Linked DNA regions of Mus musculus: regions 1 and 2 are each linked to region 3. The links are chromatin loops, found by intact Hi-C in ENCODE. Cell type or tissue: heart. All regions are shown on one strand.

Evidence for each region. A loop is a pair of places that touch in the nucleus more often than their neighbours do. Peaks named below come from ENCODE experiments on the same cell type or tissue, not always from the same donor. Only the 100,000 strongest peaks of a DNase experiment are listed, where the experiment ranks them.
Region 1: a loop joins it to region 3, with 4 times the contacts of the local background. A loop is called at or near these places in 9 of 42 quality-filtered maps.
Region 2: it touches region 3 in a loop (11-fold over the local background); 2 of 42 quality-filtered maps call a loop at or near these places.

Annotation. Positions count from the first base shown.
Region 1 is chr8:33,793,329-33,801,328 of GRCm38, forward strand. It overlaps Rbpms (RNA binding protein gene with multiple splicing), which reads right to left. Exons shown (of 8, transcript NM_001042674.2): 7 at 1,754-1,822. The coding sequence ends at 1,760. Among named protein-coding and RNA genes, the nearest start is that of Smim18, 50 kb to the left of the region's middle. In heart, a CTCF peak has its summit at 4,144 (motif pointing right); DNase peaks (open chromatin) are centred at 4,163, 5,483, 6,882, 7,841 and 1 weaker place; H3K27ac peaks cover 3,716 bases.
Region 2 is chr8:33,216,655-33,224,654 of GRCm38, forward strand. No RefSeq gene overlaps it. Among named protein-coding and RNA genes, the nearest start is that of Gm33281, 71 kb to the left of the region's middle. In heart, a CTCF peak has its summit at 3,976 (motif pointing right); no DNase peak of the experiment used is centred here.
Region 3 is chr8:34,061,364-34,069,363 of GRCm38, forward strand. Gm40487 (a long non-coding RNA gene) reads left to right here. Exons shown (of 3, transcript XR_870314.2): 2 at 1,901-2,143; 3 at 3,012-3,208. Among named protein-coding and RNA genes, the nearest start is that of Gm40486, 9.5 kb to the left of the region's middle. In heart, CTCF peaks have their summits at 3,739 (motif pointing left) and 4,788 (motif pointing left); DNase peaks (open chromatin) are centred at 2,038, 4,178 and 4,748; H3K4me3 peaks cover 398 bases; H3K27ac peaks cover 2,244 bases.

The DNA of each region.
Region 1 (8,000 bases), 270 kb before region 3:
GAAGCCGGGTGGCTCTCTGGCCACACTGAGTACACTACATGTACTCCTGCTGAGTGGCAGCTCCCTGCCACAGGTCAGGAGCATGCTGGCAAACACTGGCCTTCCTCCAAGGTGAGGACTCCGCAAGTGTAGTCAACACTGAGCATTGATGCTGTAAGTTGAGCCATTGCCACCTCGGTCTTCAGGCCAAAGGGGCCTGAGGGAAGTAAGTTGCAGGGCTCTTCTCTCTCCTCAGGAAGGCAAGGCTAGCCCACCTCCACCATTCCTATTTCCTTTCTCCAAGAGTGCTTACAAATATGTAGAGTACCTTAGGGCTTGTTCATAACACATGGGGGCCGCTTAAGGCCCTGTCAAAGACCTACCAAAGGACTGAGACTCTGGCTCTGTGGCAGGAGAAGGGAACAACAGTTATATGTAGCCTACACAGAAGGGCTCTGAGAGCCTGTGACTGTCAGCATCAGCACATGGGCCAGCACCCCTGCCAGGAGAGCATGAGTACCCACCAGGACCCAAGCTTGCCCCCCGCCCCCTTGCCAGCTGCTCCTCTCCCTTCCTGCTTCATAAAGAGCAAGAAGCTGCCCAGGATGGCGACACTTCATTTTAGTCAGAATCCCCATCAAATTACATACAGCCAGAAGTATGGTGCTTCATGCTTAATCAGAAATTCAGTCAAGATGCTCAACTACAGAAGGCAGCTGGGGTTTTGTGGACACTCTGACTTTACAAGAAACAATCCATCTGACTGTTGTCTGAATTGAAGTTAGGCCTAACTTGGCACAAAGATGCCCTTTTAGGACATTGTTTTTACCACACTTAAGGGCAGGCCCCATGACCAGCATTTGGCCAGCATAAAACAAACTCAGTGGTATTTCTGTTGACTTTTCTTGCCTCCTACTGCTTTGTCTGGGCATTTTCATCTTACTAGTCCTTTGCTTGTATATTAACTATAGTTTCTTTTTTTATACAGGATATGTTTTGTGTATGTGTCCATGTTTCTTGTGGGTTTTTTTTTCCTTTTTCTTTTTTTAATTCTAGTTTTTCTGTTTGTTTTCTATTGGGAGGGTGGGGAGGTAGGAGGAGTTGGGGATGGAAACTGTGATCAGAAATATGTTTAGAAAAATTCAAATTCAATAAATGGAAATGGAAAAAAAACATTCTTTTTTAAGTGAGGGCTGGAGAGATGGCTCACTGGGTAAGGACACTTGCTGCTCTTGTATAGGACCAGAGTTTGGTTCCCGGAACCGACATGGTGGCTCACAACACCTACAGCTCTACACTACAGGGATCAACACTCTCTTTTGGGCTTTTACTGACTGCATGTAGTGCATGTGCACTCATGTAGGTAAAACCAAAACGAAACAAGAACATCATACACGTAAGGAACAAACCTAAAAATACTGAAAAGCTACTTTTTTGGGTCTTACAGTCTTAAAGCAGGCCTTGGCGCCAGCGCCTTTGCCTTCGGGTGTGACGTGTCCTGATATAGAGCCAGGACGGGTGATGGGATCGGGATGGGTTTCTGTCAATGCTAAGAGCAGGTGAAGCACAACTGAGTGACTGAATTCCCTGATGCCTGGTCCGTAGACCCCAGCACTGCTGCTGGCCCGTGCTGGGCCTGCTCCTCATGGTCCCACAGCAGGTGGATGCTCAGGAGACATGCCCCAGTTCTTCTCGGATGGAGGAAGCTGCGGATTACAGATATCCGCCAAGAATGGGCTAGGTGCGCTGACCGTCCATGCCCTAGGGTACTTACACAGCCTCAGCAGAACTGCCGGGACTTCCAGCCCTGGGAAGTGGCCTCGGAGGGAGGGATCCAGCGCATCTGAAAAGACAGGAGAGGCCGTGAGGCAGGGGCCCCACCTCATTCTGGGACTTCAGACCCTGTTGCTTCTCCAAGACGGGTCAATTCACACTGGCCAGGGTGGCATTTCCTGCCCAGGGGTAGAAAAGTCCCACAGCAGCATCCTGAATGTCTAACATGCCTTATGAAGACCAGACACATTCACAGGGCAGCCCACTTCAGCCAGTATTAGGGTTCTGTCAACTACCACTTCTTTTTCAAAGCTCCTCTCTATACTTCTTCCCAAGCTGGGAGACTTAGTTAAACAAAATGTAAACAAAGGGAAGGGTACTTCATGACCCGCCTGAATGGAACTGAACCTTCTCTGAGAGCCTGTTCTCTCAGGAAAAGGGTCAGCTTTCTGGCATGCTGTGTTCACCAGGCCCCAAGAGGCACCCGTAGCCTGTGACAGAGCTGGACAAAGGTCAACAGTAGTGTTGCCTCTTCTAACCAACCTAACACAGCCAGACTGAGGGACACTCTTTCCACCCGGAAGGACGCTCTGGGATCTTACACTACACAAAATCTGAACAATAGAAGGGCACATATGTGTCACCCTTACCACCCATCCGCTGACAATGCCAGTTTTGTCTATAACCCGTTGGGCAGAAGGAGGCATGTTTACCCATGTCCCCACCCACCATTCTTTTTTTTTTTTTTTTTTTTTTGAGATAAGGTCTGTCTTCCTTAGCCTAGGCTAGCCTCTAACTCACCATGAATTACTCTTGAACTCCTGTTCCCTGTCTCTGCTTCCAGAGAGCTGGGCTTACCAGGCTAGCTCCTCTCCCATTGTTAAGTAAGAGGGGTGGCCTCCCATGGAGTGCAATGAGCAACACAGAAAAGTGCTTCTGGGGACAAGGAAGACATAAAGGACAGCAAAGAGGGGAGAGACCTCAACAGGAGACAGGTTTACTCAGGCTCCTGAAACATCAAGTTGAAGACGGAGCCACTCTGGCTGTGGTGGAGGGACACCTGGGCCAGAGGCAACTCACAGACAACCCTCTGAAGACTCGTGCACTGTGGGGTTGATGGAAACTGGCCGCTTTCTCTCTTTCACAAGGGTGGGAAACAAGCCGTCCCAGAGTCCAGCTCAGAAGGCAGAACCAGGCTCTGCTAGATCTTGCCGAGCTCTAAAGGCTGAGAAGCCAAGGAATTGGGTCCTAGGGAGAAACTAATTCTTGCCCTGGTCCCCAAGAGCTCCTCGTGTTTTCCTTCTGACTCAAGGACCCCACAATAGCAGCCATGTCCCCTAGCTGCCAGTGCAGAACAGGAGGGGCCAACTGTGGCCCCAAAGAAACCAAACCAACCCCTAAGGATAAGGTGTCAGCTTCTGGTACATCAGCATCTACCTCAGACATCCCTTAGGCCATCTTCTACACTACGCTTCCTCAGGGACTGTGTCAGATGTTATTTCCTCAAATACTGTGAGGGTAAAGCTATATTGCTGGGAGCCATCGGAGCCCCCAAAGATCCTGGAAGCCAGGCAGGCATCTTTCCCACCAGGCAGGACGGGGTAAGAGATCAGAAACATCCTTACAGACAGACTAAACACCCACACTTGAGTGTCTGTAGAGCAAACGGACCCACAGACAGACAGACAGACAGACAGACAGACAGACAAGAGGGGACAATGTGGAAAGACGTGGGTTAGGAAGGCTAGAGACCAGGAGCAGGAAGGTGGAAGACAGAAGCAGCACGTACCTACCCTTGGTCATGGCTGTTCGTCTCAGTCCGTTTGCTCACTAAGCAGAGAGCAGAGCTGGGGCTGCCTTCCTGAGACAGCTGGGAAAGGGCAGCCTCGGGGCCAGAGCCCTCAGGCCAGGGATGCTGGGAACCTAAACCCGAAATGGTCCATGTGCACTGTGTCAGTGTGGAGCAGTGGTGGCAGTTGTGCGGCCTGGGTGTGGGGTGGGGATGTAAGGCCCTGCGGCCAACGTGGCATAGTGTTCACCAAGAGGGTCACAGGGAGGGGCTGGCAGGGAGGACAGTGAGCTGCAGGGTAGATGGCATGGGTTTGGAACTGGTGAAGGTGACTAAGAAAAAGAGGGGTCCTTGCTGTCTGCCACCCTAGCCTCCCAGGCTGCCTCTCACTTCAGTACTCCCCACCACCCTTTGTGAGCGAGTGTGTGCATGCATGTACGCACACGTACGCACACACACACGCACACGCACACGCACACACTCACACACTCAAGCACCCTCAATCATGCAGTCGCTGATGGAGAAAAGATGGACTCCCACATCTGCCGGCCAAGACAGCCTGGCTCTTGCTGAATTTCAGACACGCGAGGCACCCGCCTTCCTGCAGGGGGCAGCGCATGCCAGGCCAAACAGAGCAGCTTCCTGTTCTTGCACCCAGTGAGGGACCGAGTGCGAGGGGCGTAGCCAGGAGTATGGGCAGCTGGCCCAGAAGAACAAGCTGTTTGGTGCTAACCGCAACAGCTTCACCTTTACTGCATTTTGGGCTGTTTGTTCGGCTGTAGCTTTTGGCCCCAGGTCACTCCTGTCCATGTCCTGGAGGCTGCTAGACTCCTCATTATCACTGACTGCAGGGGCCACAGGCTACTCCAGACTTGCTCAAGCTCAGCTCTTCAGAACAGTTAAGTGCACACATTGAAGCCATGGAAGAGCTGGGGTAACCCTGGCGATTTCTGCACTATCAACAGAAACGTGCAGGAAAACACACACACACACACACACACACACACACACACACACACACACACACACACACACACACACTACTCACACACTACTCACACACTACTCACATGCCTATATATAATCCCAGGGCTTTGAGGCCCCCAATGAGAACTTCTAACAAAATATTTAACTAACACAAACCCTGACTTAGTGTGCGCCAGACAGAGACAGTGTCAAGTGTAGCAGACCAAGAAGCCTAGAGGCCTGAAACAGAACAGCACAGTGACTCAGTTCACTGCCTGCAGCCACACTGTACGGACTCACACTCAAACACTTCTCACAGAAAGGCAACTTTGTCAGGCTCCACACTATCCCACGTGGTGACAGACCAGACAGGAAGAGCAGATACCTGGGCCATGAATAATCAGGAGGAGAAAAGAATCACGCTGGAGTCGATAGTGAATACTTGGGAAAGATGCAGAGTTGAACACGACACCTAAGCACCGCACAGAATATATGTTTCTGATGACGAGGCCAAGGACAAAAAGGCCTGACTGTCTCCAGGGTGGAACTCCCACTCAGTGCACCATCCCTGGCACCTCGTGTACACTGAGCAACACAGGGCAGGGCTAACAGTCACTGGCCTTGATGGTCCCCTCTCTAGTGACCAGTACCACTGTCCTCTTTAGATTCCAAGAGTGATGAGGAAGGCAGGGCAGGGCGATCAGTACAGTTAGCTGATACCCTTTGGTGGCTTTTTCCTCTGCTGTCCCTGGGCCATTGGGCTTACCTTGGCCTTTAAGAAATGCAGTCATTCCATGGCTATGGTCCAAGTCATTTCAAACCAAGAGACCCCGTTTATTTGTTCATGGATTTATTTCTATGTGTGTTAGGAAGGAGGACAGCCTGGCCCAGTTGGCTTGCCTAGTGGCAAGCACTTTCACCTGCTGACCCATCTCACTTGCATTTCAAAGTGCCCTCTGGGCTGCTGGCACGCACTAATCCAGATATGAGGTACCCACTCTTGACTTAGATCTTCAAAAGTGTGACTGGAAAAAGACCCGGCTGGAAAGGCTCTCCAACCCAGACAGTTTGAGAGCAACACACCGTGTCCTGGGGTTGACAAACACAAAGCAGTGTGTAACAGGGTTTGCTGTGACATGGAGGGACTTGTTCCACTGATTCCCTGGGCATCCCAAGGTCATCTGACCGCACAATCTTTTGATTCTCTGCCAGCTATACCCATGGAGCTGAGAAAAGCCAGCTTGGGGCCCGGTCAGTGGTGATGAGATTGAATCCAGTGTGGCATCCAATCTTCCTGGTCTAGTGGCCATGGAACAGAGCCCAAAGCAAGCCCACCCCCTGACTGATACCCTGAGCTCCATTCCTGCGATTTGTATGAATTGGTCCAAGGCATCAGTCCATCATCCTATTCATCCCAGCAGCTGGAGAAGGACCAAGTGAGAACTTCTTGGCTATAGGATGATATGTATAATCCTAGCTAAAGCAGGAGGATTGCTGTGAGTCTGAGGCCAGCCTTGAAGCCATGGCAAACACGATCTCAAAATACCAAACAGTCTCAGCTGGAGAAGGCTGCTTCTTCAAGGATGGCTAGCCAGGATGACTGTGTGTCAGTCGCTGGCCTGTGAACCTCACAGTCAAGGTCCTAGAATCATGAGCCCCCTCCTCAAAGACCAATCCCTCTCTCAAGTCTCAGCTCTTCCACCAGGCTGTTCTGAACACAAGTTAGGGTCCTGTGTCCAGGCAGGTGTGTGGAATGTGCTCCAGTGTCTCCCAGTTCGCTGGGACGCCACTCTGGTCGAGAGCACCCAAGCATGTAACACTCTGCGTCAGATTCGGTCCACAGTGGCAGCTTACCATCCGTATTTAATCTTGTCAGCTTGTTAATTTTTAACTATGTTTGCTAGCAAGGGCCATTAGAGGTCCCTGGGCGCTGAGCTTAGTCAAGCGGGCAGAGCTCGTGCACAATGTATGAAGATTAAAGTTGGGGTGCCCCACTTTCCCATCCTGTCACTGGGTCCTGGCCTTCCACCCTGGCATGCACGCTCTGAATAAAACATGATGCCATTTGGAGTCAATTTTCCTTTTGCTCTGTCAAAACTTGTTTTCCTCAAAGAGAAAAGTTCAAGGTCCCCTCTTAGGAAGCTTGGTGTTGGGTAATCACAAAGTTTCCTTGCATCCCTGGCATAGGGAAGCTGAACTAGAACTCACAGTGGAACCCCGAAAGTCACATAGTGGGTACCTGGGAGCCTGAGCCTCAAGAGGCAACTAGAACCTACCATGGACCATCTGGTGCCTCTCTGCCCTCACGGCAAAGCTCGGGGCGATGCGCCCACTCCTTCTGCTCTTTCTGTCACCCCTGGCCCCAACAGGTGCAGCCCAAAGGACCCACTCACCAGGTGCTGCTCCAATGTTCCCGTTCTACACATTCCTCCCATTCACCGTGGTAACTGGGAGCCTCTAGTAACTAGAGGCCCCGCTCTGGCAAAGGCAAGGTGCGGAGAGGCTCTTTAGTGAGTCCCGAATGCCACACACAGTGGTACTCTTCCCCTCAAATTAACGTTACGTGACAGATGTTCGTTCTTCTGCTTATACAGAAAGAAACGCAGGGGCAGGAGGATGGAGGACACGTGCCTACGATACCAGGTTTAACAGTTCGGGTAGCAGCTGTCATTAAAAAAAGAATCCTGTCTACAGATGGGGCTAGCTAAGTGGTTCAGCAAACAGAGAGCTTGGGGGGGAGGGGGGGGGAAGGCCAGAAAACCCAAGTTCAAGCCCTGGAGCTCACAAAGCTGCCCTCTGACCTCTCGGTGTGCAGCACAGTACAGGCGCCCAAACACACAATCACAGACACACAAAAAGTAATAATTAATAAAAAAAATCCCTTTTGTGAGCTTTGGGTGGTGGCCTGCCTGTGACCCCCACATTCAGGAGGCCTCTACAACAACAAAAGGATCATAAATGAGAATGGCCTGGACCACAGAGTGAGACCCTGTCTCCAAAACCAAACAACAAAATTACGGTTGCTTTCCTGTTTGGGAGACTCGTGATCTTGACTAGTGAGTGACCTTCCTACTTTTAGGTCCTGAAGGTTGGGATCACAGGCGACATCCCAGCGCTGTGACAGTGACAAGGTCACAAGGACAGAGAGAGGGCTTCCTTAGCCAGGAGCAGAGTTCCTGGGCTCGGATCACAGCTCTACTCAATCCTTCTAAGGTGGCAGACATGACCTGAGCCAGGAAACAGAAGGAGCGCGTGGAAGGCGGCGCCAGGGCCCACAGGGCCTCCTCTTCTGCAGCTTATGTGACAGAAGGCCACAAAAGGGTCCTGGTTCTGTGTGGAATCAAAAGCACCATGCTGGTCTCTGGGATGTCCTAGTGGCCTGGTGCCTCCTGCCAGGATTGGCTTTCTACAGGTGGGTGTGTGCTGGTGTGGCTGTGGGGGAGGGGAATCGTGTAAGAGGCAGCACACTGCAGGGTGGCGCAGTCACAGGGCA
Region 2 (8,000 bases), 840 kb before region 3:
GAGAGCACATACACATTTTTCTTGACTATGACTTAATTTGTTTAGTATTTAACTACAAATGCCATGACTTAATTTGTGGGACGACTCAGCCCACTGTGGGCAGCACCACTCCCTAGGAAGGGCATCCTAAACTGTGTAAAAGTGGAGAAATCAAGTTGAATGAAAGTAAGCAAGCCATCAAGTAGGCTGCATGTATTCACTGCTTTCAATTGTGGGGTGTAATGTGACAGTTTTAAGGTTCCTGCCAACTTGACTCCCCTCCTATGATAGACTATAATCTGGAACTGTGAAAAAAAATGAATTCTTTCTCCTCTAAGTTCCTTTTGTCAGGGTATTTTATCACAGCAGCAGAAATAAAGACTGTGGGCTAAAACCCTCTGAAACTACAAGACAAAAATAAATATTTCTCCATTTTAAGCTTTCCATCAGGGGCTTTTAATACAGTAACCATCACTTATAAAAAGATGATACAATTTTCCTTGTTAAACTTTTCTTTAATTTTTTTGTTTTTCCATTCTATTATTAGAGGGGATGAGAAAAGCATGCATACCATATTTATGTGTGGTGAGAGGATAACCTACTGAAGTCAAATCTCTTCTTCCTCCAAGTGGATCCCAGGAATTGAACTCAGGTTGTTAAGTTTGGCCACAGGCAATGTAAGCAATCTCACCAAACCCAAACCATGGCTTAAAGGACAAAGAGAGACAGGTAGCTAGTAGACCTAAAGTCTGGGCAAAAAGGACATAGTAGTTACTTTTCTGTGGCTGTGATAAAACACCATTACTGACATAAACATAACTTATAGAATGAAGGGCTTTTGGGGGGCTTCAGGTTCCAAAAGGATAATATCCCATGACATGGGAGCAGAGACAGTAGGCAGCTGGGAGTTCACATCTTGGACCAGAAACCAGAATAAAGAAAACATTCAAAATAGCATAAGTCTTTTGAAACTTGAAAGTATGGCCCCAGTGACACACGTCCTCCATCAAGACCACATCTCCTAGGCCTCCCAGTCACCAACTGGGGACCAGGGATTCAAATGCCAGAGACTTTACAGGGACACAACATAGGGCTTCCAGTGACTAAAAGAAAGCATCAAAACAGTGAAGGGAAAAGAAAACGGGCCAATGAGTGGCTGGAACCAGTCTCAGGACCCAGCAACTCTGGTGGTGTCGGGAACCATCTAGGATATGCTAGCAGGGGACCTTCCTGGAGGTGGCCCACTTCTTTTGCATGATCTACCATGGGTGAGCTCTAGGAGGTAAGGTCCCAAGGAGATTTAATTCCCAGGACTGCTTCTTGCAGTTGATATGCCTTTCCTATCCTTGTAAAATTAATATTACATAATACTTGGGTATTCGCCCTCCCCTTTGAGCAGACTTCTGCAGATCAACAAAGCTGGACTGTCTTGTAGTGATGATGTATAGATAGATGATTTCTTAATTCTTTTATTTTTCCATGTGGAAGAGGTTTTATTGGGAGAGAGAGAGAGACAGACAGAGACAGAGACAGAGACAGAGACAGAGACAGAGAGAGAAGGTGACAGCAGAAAGAGAAGAGAGGGAGAGAGAGCGATTTCTTAATTCTTAATGATGATTCTATAAGAACTCCCAGAATTATACTAGTAATTATTAATCCCTTTATAATAGGACTGTTATTAAAGCCATTTCTGATATGAAAAATGCAATTAGAACTCTGCCAGTCTTCAAGTGTCAAGAGTTAATTGCTTCTGAGATAGAAAGAAGGCTTTACAACTTAAAACACATTCCAAGAGTTTGTAAAACAATTGACCAACGATCATGACAAGAAAAGAATGATTTATTGTAGGTGCAAGGACAGAAGATAAAATATTGACTAGGTTTATCTATGCAAAACTTCAGTGTCAACTTAGATATGAAAATAATGATATTTAATTCTCCTCAAACCTGTGGACCTAGTGATAAAAACTTAATGTTTAGCCAGCTAAGTATTCTTAATGGAAATACATGTAAACACCACTGTGGTAAACTTCTTTTCAATTTATGATTTGATTTTATGGGGGAAAATATGCTTGGAAAACACATTTCTATTCCCCTAGAGAAAGCACAAAAAACTAGAAATTATTACATTGCATGACATTCTATCAGAGCAGGAGGAGAGCAAGACTGAGGAGAGAGCAAGAAGGGCAGCGGAGTAGAGTAGCTTAGAAATTAAGAAAGCAACTTGGAAATTTAGAGAGCATAGAGTCTGATAGATTTTCCACCTTTCACTTTCCCTCGAAAATAAAGAAGACATTAAGATAAGGGCAGAAGGAGAGAGCAATACACGGAATGCAGAAAGAGGGACAAAAAAGAAGCCACAGAGAGAGCAGAAGGAGCAGGCACGCTTCTTAACATGGGATGGAACAGGTCTTTCCTTCCTTCCTTCCTTCCTTCCTTCCTTCCTTCCTTCCTCCCTCCCTCCCTCCCTCCCTCCCTCCCTCCCTCCCTCCCCCTCTCTCTCTTTCTTTCTTTCTTTCTTTTTGGTTTTTCGAGACAGGGTTTCTCTGTATAGCCCTGGCTGTCCTGGAACTCACTCTGTAGACCAGACTGGCCTCGAACTCAGAAATCCACCTGCCTCTGCCTCCCAAGTGCTGGGATTAAAGGCGTGCACCACCACACCCGGCAGGTCTTTTCTTAATAGCAAGACAGGTTGAGTCTTACTAAAGAGAACAAAGCTTTTTTCATCAAAGACTTGGGTTTATTATTTAGCAATAAAAGGGTAGAAGCTTTTTCTTTCTCTATGCAATAAAGATTGGAGCTCATTTTTTTCATCCAGAATGAGTGAGTTCTTTCTGCCCTGGCAGTTGGTCTTTTGTTTCATATGCATATGTAAGTCTGGATGTGTGTGTGTGTGTTAGTATGTAATTATGAGATAAGTCAGTAGCTAGACCTAACTGGAATGCATGAAGCTGTATGAGTGTGTGTGTGCATGAATTCATATATAAATGTACATGAGTTTATGCATATTTGCTTGTATAAAAGTCTTTCCTTCTGAGAGTGACTCTCTTCTCCTGGTTCAATACAAGTTTATTGCTCCAAACCTCCCTCCCAGCCTGACAAGTGGGAGGCCAGGCTTCTGATCAAGAGAGAATAAAGCCCTTAGCAATTAATCTTTTACTTAATCCCCTGCCCCCCACCCCCCACCTCCGTTACACTACAGCTGTTAATCGTCCAAGTCAGCCTCAGAATAAGCGAGAAAGTTATTAGGATTTTTTAGAAGCCAGCGACTTCAGCATTTAGCATAGTTAAAGTTTAAAGGCCAGAGACTATCAGTGTTTAAAACTATCTCTACATCCAACTCTGTGTCCCATGTCAACCCATTCCAGGCCAGGCAGTCTCCTGTCCTGGCGGGTTGCTTGCTGGTTTCCAACAAGGCACAGCCCACCTTGCGCTTTACCCTCTGGAGAAATGGAACATCTTGTCACTCCAGACACCATTCTGTGTGCCGGCTGGCTGTTCCCTCCACCTGAAATGTCTTTTCTATTTTACATCTGGCTAGTCCTTACCTTCTCAGATGGGAGAGACCTCATCTTTGAGAAGCTGGCCAAGTTCCTGCGCAGATGAGTTTAGCACTCTTGCCAGGAGTCCTGAACACTGTTATTTGGTGTCTATATTTTTTTCATTTATGCCTAATCAGTCAAGATTTTGAAGACTTCCATGTTTCTCTATCCATATCCAAATGACCCACCACAAGTACTGGACACGGGTCTGCTTTCTTTGTGCTAGTTGTCCCGTTTGTTCTTTAGTGGGTGTCTGTTGAACTGCCTAAAGTCAGGTTATAAGCTTAAACATTTTGAGTCCTCGTTGCCCATTACAGAAATCGTTCCCTCTCGACTTTAAGTTTTGTACTAGATAAGTGATTCCATTGATTAGTCAATCAACCCAAAGTAAATTAAGCCTAAGATAATCCTGCTTTTCCTACAAACCATATTGCCTGAAATTGCCAATTTCAACCAGCAGATGGTAGTCTTGAAACAGTGTGGTAAATTGCTAGCTCGTTTTGCCAGTGTGGAAATAAGCCAAAGCAAACGTGAGGGAGCATGGGCTCACATGTCTTTAAAGGACGCTTAAAATAATATAAAACTAAAATGACTCAATAAAAATAATGTTACCCCAGCCAGAATGAAGGGAGCTTGGGGGGCTTTTTAAGCCCTTCTCCTCTCTAAGGCTTGCAGAGCCCCAGTGAAAGATGTATCTTGCTCAGTGTCCAACACTGTCTTAGTTTAAATATCCCAACCCATAATCAGCTAGTGATGAGCCTTGGAAGGATTAAATGTAATTTATACTTCAGGCTGAGATTTAATGGGTATCCACTCCACAAACCAGATTATTTCACAGAAAACAGCCTGTTGTTCTAATTATTTTGATAACTCCTTCTGCGATGTCCACCCCTCTGTAATTTTGTTTGTTTGTTAAACAAAAAGCATTATGTTGGTACAGGAAGAGATCTAGCTGAGTGCCCCTAAATGTCAAAGTCGTCTAGCTGCCCCCTTTACATCAAGCCATTAGACAACGTTCTGTTTTCTCCTGCAGCTTTCCCATAGGGAGAATGAGAATGGCTACTGCTTATTATTCAAAAGCGCATTCTATTCATCAACTGCTCTTAAGCTTGTTTCCTCTTTTATACAGTGAGTTTAATAAAAGAGGCTTATGGTGGACTATCATGCTCAAGGCTGGACTCACATCACACGCTGTCAATTAATTCTCACAACTCAACAGGGTCTCCCCATACTCAATGTGAACTACCCACCCCCACATCTTCTCCTTACTCTAAGGGGAACCACATTGCTTTTTCTTTGGTCACTACTGTGTCCGTGGCTTCCAGAACTATGCTTGGTGCGTAGTAGGTTCTCAATAAAGCTGCCTTGCAACAACAGTCTTCTTCAGGCTGGGGACACAGATTTCTCTGGCTAAGTACAAGAGAGGAGCAGGACCTGGAAAGCAGTGTCTGTGACATGGGCCTTACTCTGGACACCCAGCTGCTGACTGTAGATGCTTTCTGGTAGATGCTTCTACAGTTACAAGGGAGAAAACAACTAGACTAGGGACAGTTTGCTTATCTGTTTGAGACAGGCAGGCTCCCACTGCAGTCTGGTCACTACACACCACTCTTGATCCTTTTCAATCCACCTCTCAAGTACTGTGCCCAAATCAATTGTTAAACTATCTATACACATTGTAACTGATGTGTTTATAAAAAGATAAAGAGAGGGGAGAAATATGTTTTATGGAGGTGTCGTTGAGTATGGGGAAAGGGGATAGCTCGGTCTATGCTGAGACATCCCTTCCCCCTGAGGGATGTGCCTATACTAGCCACATAGTACAATATAGAATAGAGTTTATTCAGGGCATGGGGAGGAGAGCCAAGAGGGTAGTAGAGGCAGAGAAAGGCAGAGAGAAAGAGTAGAGAAGTAGAGGAGTGGAGGCCAGCCATGAGCACGTTGGGGTGGGGGGTGCTGGAGGGATGAAAGGAGAGAGCAGGAGCAGAAAGGCAAGAGCAAGAGAGGAGAAAGAGAGAGAGGCGAGAACAAGAGAGAGCATAGGGGGCAAGCAGCCCTTTTTATATAGTAAGTCAGGCATACTTGGCTGTTGCCAGGTAACTGTAGGGCAGAGCTTAGACTGAATGCTAACTATAAGGACTCCCGGTAAGCTAGCTCCAGCTAGACATTACATTAAAATGTATTTAAACTCACGCCTTTAATCCCAGCACTTGGGAGGCAGAGGCAGGTGGATTTCTGAGTTCGAGGCCAGCCTGGTCTACAGAGTTCCAGGACAGCCAGGGCTATACAGAGAAACCTTGTCTCGAAAACCAAAAAAAAAAAAAAAAAAAAAAAAAAAAGTATTTAAATGAGGCTTGGGGTTTCTAAGGGATCTACCCAATCACCTAGCTAATATGTAGCAGAGCTACGTATGAACTTTATAGTATGTGTTGCTGACGGCTAGAGTTATAAAGGGAAGCTTTGTGGTCCATGCAATTTTAAGCCAGATGTAACCGACCCATCTAGATAGAATTGTAGAGATGACGAAGGATCCATACGCCTCCCCAGCCGAAACAGCTTAGGCTAGATCCTGATGAAACCATCACCTTGGGAACTTTGGGACGGTCATGGAACACTTGCCCCTCTGGGAGGGAGAGGCTAATTAACATTTCTCAGACCACAGCGGGGACAGGGCGGGGTGGGTGTGTGTGTGGTACCAACACATTCCACACATTCCACAGGACGGATCTTTACCCACCTTCAGACAAGGGAAGTCCTTGCCACCTCATCCCCTAAAGACCAAGCAGTTTAAAAAGTCACACTGTTCTACCAATCACATTGTGCTGCTGCCCTGAAAACTGTATAAAAAGCTCATTCGAGTTGCGTGGGGTCTCCGCCTCTCCACTGGTCTGAGAGGGCCCCAGTGCACTGGAACAATGAATTCATCTTGCTTTTTGCATCGATTCCCGCATGGTTCACTCAGGGGGTGCCCTGTAAGCTAAGGCTCATCAGAGTCACCTGTGGATCCTCCTACTCATTCAGTGCACACTGCCTGCTTTCCTGCCTGGTACTCCTCTTTTCTAGGTAGCAGAGACACAGCTGTGGACAAAATGAAAGACCCACAACGTGAGGACTCCCCCACGTTCTGACTCAGGAGTGGCGACACCCCAAATCACACAAGAAACGGTCTTGCTGCAAACTGCAAGAGGACTTTTATTCAAGAGTGCTCTCGGGCCCACGGTCATACACCACGTAGGGGTAGAGGACTCTGGCGCCCCGAGTAGCTGAGTAAGGGGGTAAAGGAAGAAACCACAACTCAAGGAAGTGGGGAGGGCTTTGTTGGAAAATACCAAAGATACCAGTTAAGAGTCCCAAGGAGAGAGAACCGGACAGCTTCTGGGACGGGCGGAAGCACAGAGCCGCTGAGGCAGCAGCCTGGGCGGGCCTCAGACAACCGGCCACCATCCGGACCAGAGGACAGGTGTCCGCCTGGCTTGGGAGACGGCCTCAGCCTCAGCAGCAGCGGTCGCCATCTTGGTTCCGGGACTCAGCAGAACTTAGGAAATTAGTCTGAACAGGTTAGAGGGTGCGCCAGAGAACCGGACAGCTTCTGGGACGGGCAGAAGCACAGAGCCGCTGAGGCAGCAGCCTGGGCGGGCCGCAGACAACCGGCCACCATCCGGACCAGAGGACAGGTGTCCGCCTGGCTCGGGAGACGGCCTCAGCCTCAGGAGCAGCGGTCACCATCTTGGTTCCAGGACTCCCTGGAACTTAGGATTTTAGTCTGCACAGGTGAGAGTCTGCACCACAGAAGCTGACAGCTTCTGGGAACTGCCAAAGCAACACAGCTTCTGAGAGAGGCCCTGTTTTGGGCCTTCTTCTTCGACCAGGAGGAGGTCCAAAAACAAGATATCTGCGCACCTTCCCTGTAAGAGAGCTTGCCAGCAGAGAGTGCTCTGAGCACTGAAACTCAGAGGAGAGAATCTGTCTCCCAGGTCTGCTGAGAGACGGTAACAGAATCACCAGAAGAACAATCTCTAAACAGAGTCAACTATAACTACTAACTCCAGAGATTACCAGATGGTGAAAGGTAAACGTAGGAATCCTACTAACAGGAACCAAGACTACTCACCATCATCAGAACCCAGCACTCCCACTTCGCCCAGTCCAGGGCACCCCAACACACCCGAAAACCTAGACCTAGATTTAAAAGCATATCTCATGATGATGGTAGAGGACATCAAGAAGGACTTTAATAAATCACTTAAAGAAATACAGGAGAACACTGCTAAAGAGTTACAAGTCCTTAAAGAAAAACAGGAAAACACAATCAAACAGGTAGAAGTCCTTACAGAAAAAGAGGAAAAAACATACAAACAGGTGATGGAAATGAACAAAACCATACTAGACCTAAAAAGGGAAGTAGAAACAATAAAGAAAACTCAAAGTGAGGCAACACTGGAGATAGAAACCCTAGGAAAGAAATCTGGAACCATAGATT
Region 3 (8,000 bases):
CTCACTCTGTAGACCAGTCTAGTCTCAAACTCAGAAATCCGCCTGCCTCTGCCTCCCAAAAGCTGGGATTAAAGACACGCACCACCACTGCCTGGCTCCTCCCTCTCATTCTTACTCCCAGTGATACACCCCGGGGGGCCTAGACCTCTGATGTGACAGGGCTCTTGGTTTTGCGAAGTTCAAGAGTTCAAGTCGCTTACCTGGAGCCTTGCTTGGTCTTGCATTTGCTTGGCTCAATCTTTCCTCTGTGTTCTCAGAGAATCCTATTGTGTCTGCCTATGCTTTTGAGACAAGGTCTAAAGGTACAGCCTCGGCTATCCATTGCCTTCAAACAGACCATCCTCCTGCCTCAGCATCCCGAGTGCTAGAGTTCTAGGCATGTGGCACCATCTCTTAAGTTAAAAATACATATTGTGAACATGTGTCTTTAGATATGTATATTTGTGGATTATGAAGCTGGAAAGGGTATGGTGGGAAAGGAGGAAGATGTCCTAAGGGAAATGGGAAATGAGAACATTGGAAGGAAAACGTGGACCAGGCAGAAGGAAGGGAAGAGGGAGCACGGGGAAGAGGGAGCACTGGAGGGGCAGTGTGTGGGGAGGGGAACAGGGACAAAGGATAATGAGAATGTTCCGGTGAAACCTGTCAACTCAGATTCGAACCTAAAAGTGAATTAAAAGTAAAATAGGATAAATATAGTAATATGTATACTCATCGTTACTCTGTGGGTGGTAGCTTAGTATACGGTGTATTCATGTGTGTAAGTATGTCTGTATGCAAGCTTGAAGAGAGGCCTGAAGTCCAAACCAAGTATCTTCCTCTATCACTTTCTGCCATGTTTTTGTTGTTGTTGTTTTTTGGTTTTTTTGAGACAGGGTTTCTCTGTGTAGCCCTGGCTGTCCTGGAACTCACTTTGTAGACCAGGCTGGCCTCGAACTCAGAAATCCACCTGCCTCTTTCTCCCAAGTGCTGGGATTAAAGGCGTGTGCCACCACCACCCGGCTTTTTTTTTTTTTTTAAAGATTTATTTATTTTATGTATATGAGAACACTGTAGCTGTCTTCAGACATTCCAGATAGTTGTGAGCCACCATGTGGTTGCTGGGAATTAAACTCAGGACCTCTGGAAGAGCAATCGGTGCTCTTAACCGCTGAGCCATCTCTCCAGCCCCTCTGACTTGTTTTTTTGAGGTCTTTTTGATGAAGTCATCAATTAGCTAAACTGACTGGCCAGAAGACTCCAGGGACTTGCCTCTCTCCACCCCACCAGTGCTGGGATTACAGGAGTGTGCCATCACACCATATTTTTTCTTGCTTCCTTCCTACTTCTCATTTTCTTTTTAAAGATTTTATTTATTATATATAAGTACACTGTAGCTGTCTCCAGACACACCAGAAGAGGGCAGCAGATCCCATTACAGATGGTTGTGAGCCACCATGTGGTTGCTGGGATTTGAACTCAGGACCTCTGGAAGAGCAGGCAGTGTTCTTAACCACTGAGCCATCTCTCCAGCCCACTTTTTTTTTCTTTTTTTCTTTTTTTTTTAGAGATTTATTCATTTCTTGTTTTATATGAGTGTTTTGCCTGCATGTATGTATGTAGCCAACGTGCGTGCCTGAGGGTGTCACATCTGGAAGTGGAGTTGCAGTTGGTTGTAAGTCCGCTCTACGTGAGTGCTGGAAGCAAAGTCCCCTGCAAGAGCTGTCTGTACTCGTAACCACCGAGCAGTCTCTCCAGCCCTTCCCACACCTGTTTTTTTGTATAGGGGGATCTGAACCCAGATCCACTGCCTACACAGGAAGCACGTGATCTCCCGAGCCATGATCCTCCCCCGTGGGCTGTTTAAAATTTGTAAATTGTTTTTGGAATGTTCCAATTAACATTTTCAACTTTTTTTCAGGGCATGACCGGCTCTGGGAGCTGAAGCTACAGAGGATGATAAGGAGGACTCTTGAAGTGGAAAATGTGCCTCAGCCTCGGGAAGGAACTGCATCCTGGAACTGGAGACCGGGATGGACTCCAAAGAGGCCTTTCTGGCTCATTCCGGTTCCCTCTGCACACCTGCCTCAGCCTGTGGTCGTTTAAAAAAAACAAAAACTACTCCTGACCAAATTAGCTTTCTAAGCTGCCCGTGGCGGTTCAGGTGAGTAACAGTTCCACTCGCGAATTCCTGAGGGGAATTTGATCTCTCGAGGCTTTCCTGGGCCATCCTCAGCGATGCCAGAAAATTGGGAGCCACTCATCAGAGCCAGACACACAAGCTAACCCTAAAGTGACAGAGAGGCTTGAGACTGGAAAGATGGGGACCAGGGAAGATGGCCGGGTAGTAAACAGATCGCCACACAAGCACGAGGACCTGAATTTGAGTCGCAGCATGGTCCATATGAGAGCAAAGCCAGAATTTGTAACCCTAGTGTCAGGAGAGTATAGCTAGTGGTTCTCGGCCTTCCTAATGCTGCGGCCCTTTCATACAGTTCCTCATGCTGTGGTGACCTCCAACCATAACATTATTACGTCGCTACTTCATAACTGTAATTTGCTATTGCTATGAATTGAAATGTAAATATCTGATATCTGACCCCAGGGAGTCATGACCAGCAGGTTGAAAGGCACTGGTATAGACAGCCGGTTCCTCAAAGTTTACTAATCTGAGAGGTAAGCTCCAGGTTTAGAGGGAGACTAACTCAAAAGGTCGGGAGGAGAACAATAAAGACACTTGATCTCTGGTTTGCAAAAGCACACTCATGGGTGAGTGTACTTGAACAGACAAGGAGAGAGAGAGAGAGAGAGAGAGAGAGAGAGAGAGAGAGAGAGAGAGAGAGAGAGAGAGAGAACACAAACAAGAAAACACACACACACACACACACACACACACACACACACACACACACACACCGAGGGGAAATAGGCCAAAGCGTTTGCCCAGCAAGGCAAAATCTAATTCTCCAGTTTGGAATGTAGATCTGGCATAGTCTTATTTTCTTCCATTTCCTGCTTGCCTCCCTATCCAGACTCACCCTGCATAATGCATGCAGTTGACCCTCCATGGCTACAGGGCTCTGCACAGATTGTTCGCACTCTGGAATGTTCTTCCTCCTTTTCCACCTGACTGGCTTCTAATCATGCTTCAAAGAGTCAACTCAAATGTCACATTCTCATGCACAGAAAGTAATCTCTAGTCCGGGTCTCATTTTACTGGGAATTAATCATCTTAGTTGTCATGGTGAGACTTGTTACCCTTGGAGGGGCGGTAGCAGCATGCATCTTGGGAGTAAAGTGGTGTTCACAGTAAACTTCTGAAGGATATTCTTTTTTTTTTTTTTTTTTTTTTAATTTTTTTTTTAAAGATTTATTTATTTATTATATGTAAGTACACTGTAGTTGTCTTCAGATACACCTGAAGAGGGCATCAGATCTCATTACGGGTGGTTGTGAGCCACCATGTGGTTGCTGGGATTTGAACTTCGGACCTTCGGAAGAGCAGTCGGGTGCCCTTACCCACTGAGCCATCTCACCAGCCCCTGAAGGATATTCTATTCGCCACCAGTTCCTATGAACGACGGTTTCTAAATGGTGACGGTGAAGTTACAATTGGTAGCAGTATCAAAAGATATGAAAGGGGCTGGAGGGATGGCTCAGCGGTTAAGAGCACTGACTGCTCTTCCAGAGGTCCTGAGTTCAAATCCCAGCAACCATATGGTGGCTCACAACCATCTGTAATGGGATCTGGTGCCCTCTTCTGGGGTGTCTGAAGACAGCAACAGTGCACCTTCATATAATAAATAGATAAATCTTTAAAAAAAAAGATATGAAGATTTTTTTGTTTTTTTGTTTTCTTTGTGAGTCAGAGAAAGTGGGGAGGGAAGGAGAGGTTCCTGATAAGATACTAGCTATTCCCTACTACTAATAACACCTTAGGCATATCACAACCTAACAAATGACTACATTTCCCAGACTTCCTTGTGGCCAAGGCCAAACATATGACTAGGTCCCCACCCTAGTTTATGGATAGAAGAGATAAGCGTGACATCCATGCTTATTGCTTAAGGGGAAACAGTTTGCTGTCTGCTTTTTCTCTTCCCCTTTTTCTGGACCAAATATAAGGTGGTCATGACCCAGCTTTGACCACTCAGCCAAGAACAACATCCTAGGAACTGTGATGCAACATGATGGGAAGGAGCCACGTCCCTAAATGACCCAAAGGAGCTCAACAGCGCCAGCAGCCTGGACCACTCAGCTCTGGTCAGTTGCGTCTTCTTCAAGCCAAGAGTTGGGATCGTAGCCATGTTACCAATGCTTTACTCTAGCCATCTAGCCTTGCGGCCAAACAGGAGACAGTTCTCTAGAGCAGAGAAGAAATCACTGGTCCCCTTTTTGTCTCCATACCCCAAACATCAAACATAGCATCTTATAGATGAGAAGTGTTCAAGGAGCCTTTGATAATTCAATGGGTGCTGGGCTGGAAGGGAGGGAAGAGACAGGCGGTAAAAAGTGAGTGATGGAATGGGCTGTAGTCTTGGAAGTAGAGTGTTTGCCTGGCATATAGGTAGGAGGCAGGCCCTTAGTTTGATCCCAGCATGGCAAAAAAAAAAAAAAAAAAAAAAAGACGGAAGAAAGAAAGGAAAGATGAATGGAAGGAAAGAAAGACTATGTTAGAACATCTCTGAACAGCCCGTGAAGCAAGCGCAGGTGAAGGAGGACTTCCATTGCTGCCACCTAGATTCCATGGAACTTTTTTTTTTTTTTAAAAGTTAGGGGGGAAAATATCACGTTAGTTGATTGACCCCTGCTGGCCGTTTGGAATTCTGCAGCTTGAATCAGTCAAACTGTTCAGCCAAAAATGTCTTCACTTTTTAGAGATCAAGGAAGCAGCTGTTAAAAATCTGAATCCACACTTAGGAAGCACTAAAACCCAACAACGATAGACACAGCCGGGGGGGGGGGGTCGGGGGGGGGGACAGACGACGACTAACAATAACAGAGAAGTGCTCTGGGCCGGCCACGGTGGCGGCGGTGCTGAAGCAGCCCTCCTCCAATGGAGGAGGGATGGCTCAGGATCTGGTTTTGCTCTAGAAGGTTGATTGAAGCTCGGGGTCCAGTTTCTCCTTTTTATAGATGTGTTTCTGTCCTTTGATCATGTCAAGCCGTAAGATGTCTCTCTGGTCCTTTCTCTTCTCTCCTCCTGTCATTTCCTTATCTGTTTCCACAGCTTGGCCTCTCTCTCTCTCTCTCTCTCTCTCTCTCTCTCCCTCTCCCTCTCTCTCTCTCATTTCTATCAGTGGAGTTAGTCATGACATTGTTGAGTTATTTGATTAAGAAAAAAAAATGAGGGCTGGTGAGATGGCTCAGCAGGTAAGAGCACCCGACTGCTCTTCCAAAGGTCTAGAGTTCAAATCCCAGCAACCACATGGTGGCTCACAACCATCTGTAACGAGATCTAGCACCCTCTTCTGGAGTGTCTGAAGACAGCTACAGTGTACTTACATATAATCAATAAATAAATCTTTAAAAAAAAAAAAAGAAAAAAAATGAAAGCTGAAAAATAAACAAAAAACTTTCTTTCTTTTTTTTCTTTTTTCTTTTTTTAGTTTAGTTTTGTTTTCTTTTTCGAGACAGGGTTTCTCTGTGTAGCCCTGGCTGTCTTGGAACTCACTCTGTAGACCAGGCTGGCCTCGAATTCAGAAATCTGCCTGCCTCTGCCTCCCAAGTGCTGGACCCACACCCGGCTGTAACAAAACACTTTCGTTCACAAACTCTCTCAAAGCATTGTCAAGAATCAGAATCTCCTCAGACTAGAAGAAGGCATCCCAGGGCAGCGGCAGGGCTCTTCTTCAGTTTTGGGGATGGGGGAGATGCTTCTAAAAACCAGCCTGGTAACTCTCAGAGTGGCTGGAGAGATGGCTCAGTGGTTAAGAGCGCTCACTGCTCTTTCAAAGGACTGGGGTTTAATTCCCAGCATTCACGGAGTGACTTCAACTCCAGTTTCAAGGTGTCTGACTCTGTCTTTTTTCCTCCTCTTGAGGCCCTGGGCACTCTTTTTTTTTTTTTTTTTTTTTTTTTTTTCGGTTTTTGGTTTTTCGAGGCAGGGTTTCTCTGTGTAGCCCTGGCTGTCCTGGAACTCACTCTGTAGACCAGGTTGGCCTCCAATTCAGAAATCCACCTGCCTCTGCCTCCCGAGTGCTGGGATTAAAGGCGTGCACCACCATGCCCGGTGAGGCAGAACACTCATATGTGCTGCATAGTTTTACATAAACTTGAGACAAGCTAAAGTCATCTGAGAGGAGGGGACCTCAGTTAACAAAAGTCCTCCATCAGATAGGAAAACCTGTAAGGCATTTTCTTAAGCAGTGATTGATAGTGAGGGCTCAGCCATTTGTGGGTGGGGCCATCCCTGGGCTGTGATTCTGGGATCTGTAAGAAAGCAAACTGAGCAAGCCAGTAAGCAGCGTCCCTCCATGGCCTCTGCGTCAGCTCTTGCCTCCAGGTTTCTGTCTCATTTGAGTTCCTGTCTGGACTTCCTTCAATGATGGACTACAGAGTGGAAGTGTAAGCTAAATAAACCCTTTCCTCCCCAACTTGCTTTTCGGTCATGGTGTTTCGACTAAGCATCAGAACTCCACCAAGGACAGTGGATCTCAATAGGTGGCCCAGTCTAGACTTGGACTGTGTAGCCCAGAACTCAGGAGGCTGAGGCATGAAGATAGTAGCTTTGAAGACAGGCTGGGCTATAGAGCTCAAGTCTAGCCTGAGCTATTCAGAAGGGCTCATACCTGGAGACAGAGGGCTTGTGAAAGGCTTGTAGGATATTCCTGATGGAAGATGGATTCACCCCAAGCCAGTCACTGGGGCTTTCTCTCTTTGCACACTGAAAAGTATGTGGTCTTTTCTGTTTCTTTGGCTCTGGCTGCTGGAGAAAGAAGCAGAAGGTGTTGTTACCAACTATCTATGATGCCAGGCTTCTAGGTATGGGAAGCAATGATATCCAGAGAAGAGGGGAAGGGTGCATGTGAAGGAGAGCAAGATGAGGAAGCGTCAAGGCTGGAGCAACTGATCCTGTATCCTCAAGGCCAGATCAACTGATCCTGTATGCTCAGACACCAGCACTATTTTTTTTTTTTTGATGTGCACCTGCCCTCTTCTAGAGACTGTTCAGGGAGAATATGAACATGGGCTCCCTATTAGAGATAGGGATTTAAAAAGACAATAAGCTTATACTGTATGACTTTGTTTATTTGAATCCTGTGATTGTATATGCTCTGCCCAGGGAGTGGCACTATTAGAAGGTGTGACCCTGTTGGAGCAGGTGTGTCACTGAGGGTGTGGGCTTTAAGACCCTCATCCTAGCTGCTTGGAAGCCAGTCTTCTGCTAGCAGCCTTCAGATGAAGATGTAGATCTCTCAGCTCCTCCTGTACCATGCCTGCCTGGACCATGCCTGCTCCCACCTTGATGATAATGGATGGGACCACTGAACCTGTAAGCCAGCCCCAATTAAATGTTGTCCTTTATAAGACTTGCCTTGGTCCTGGTGTCTGTTCACAGCAACGAAAACCCTAACTTAGACAAATCCCTAGGACTTGTTAAATCCTGCAACAGGGAGATGTCAGGACAGTGGCTCTTGATTCAGTGTGTGAATATGTGAATGGAGTTGGAGGTTGACTGGGAAGGACCGTGTGACGGTTTGTATATCCTTGGACCAGGGAGTGGCACCATCTGAAGGTGTGGCCTTGTTGGAATAGGTGTGACCTGGTTGGAATGGGTGTGTCACTGTGGGTGTGGGTATAAGATCCTCACCCTAGTTGACTGGAAGTCAGTCTTACACTAGCAGCCTTTGGATGAAGACATAGAACTCTCAGTTTCTCCTGTGCCATGCCTGCCTGGATACTGCCATGCTCCCACTTTGATGGTAATGGACTGAACCTCTGAATCTGTAAGCCAGCACCAATTAAATGCTGTTTTTTATAAGACTTGCCTTGGTCATTGTGTCTGTTCAAAGCAGTAA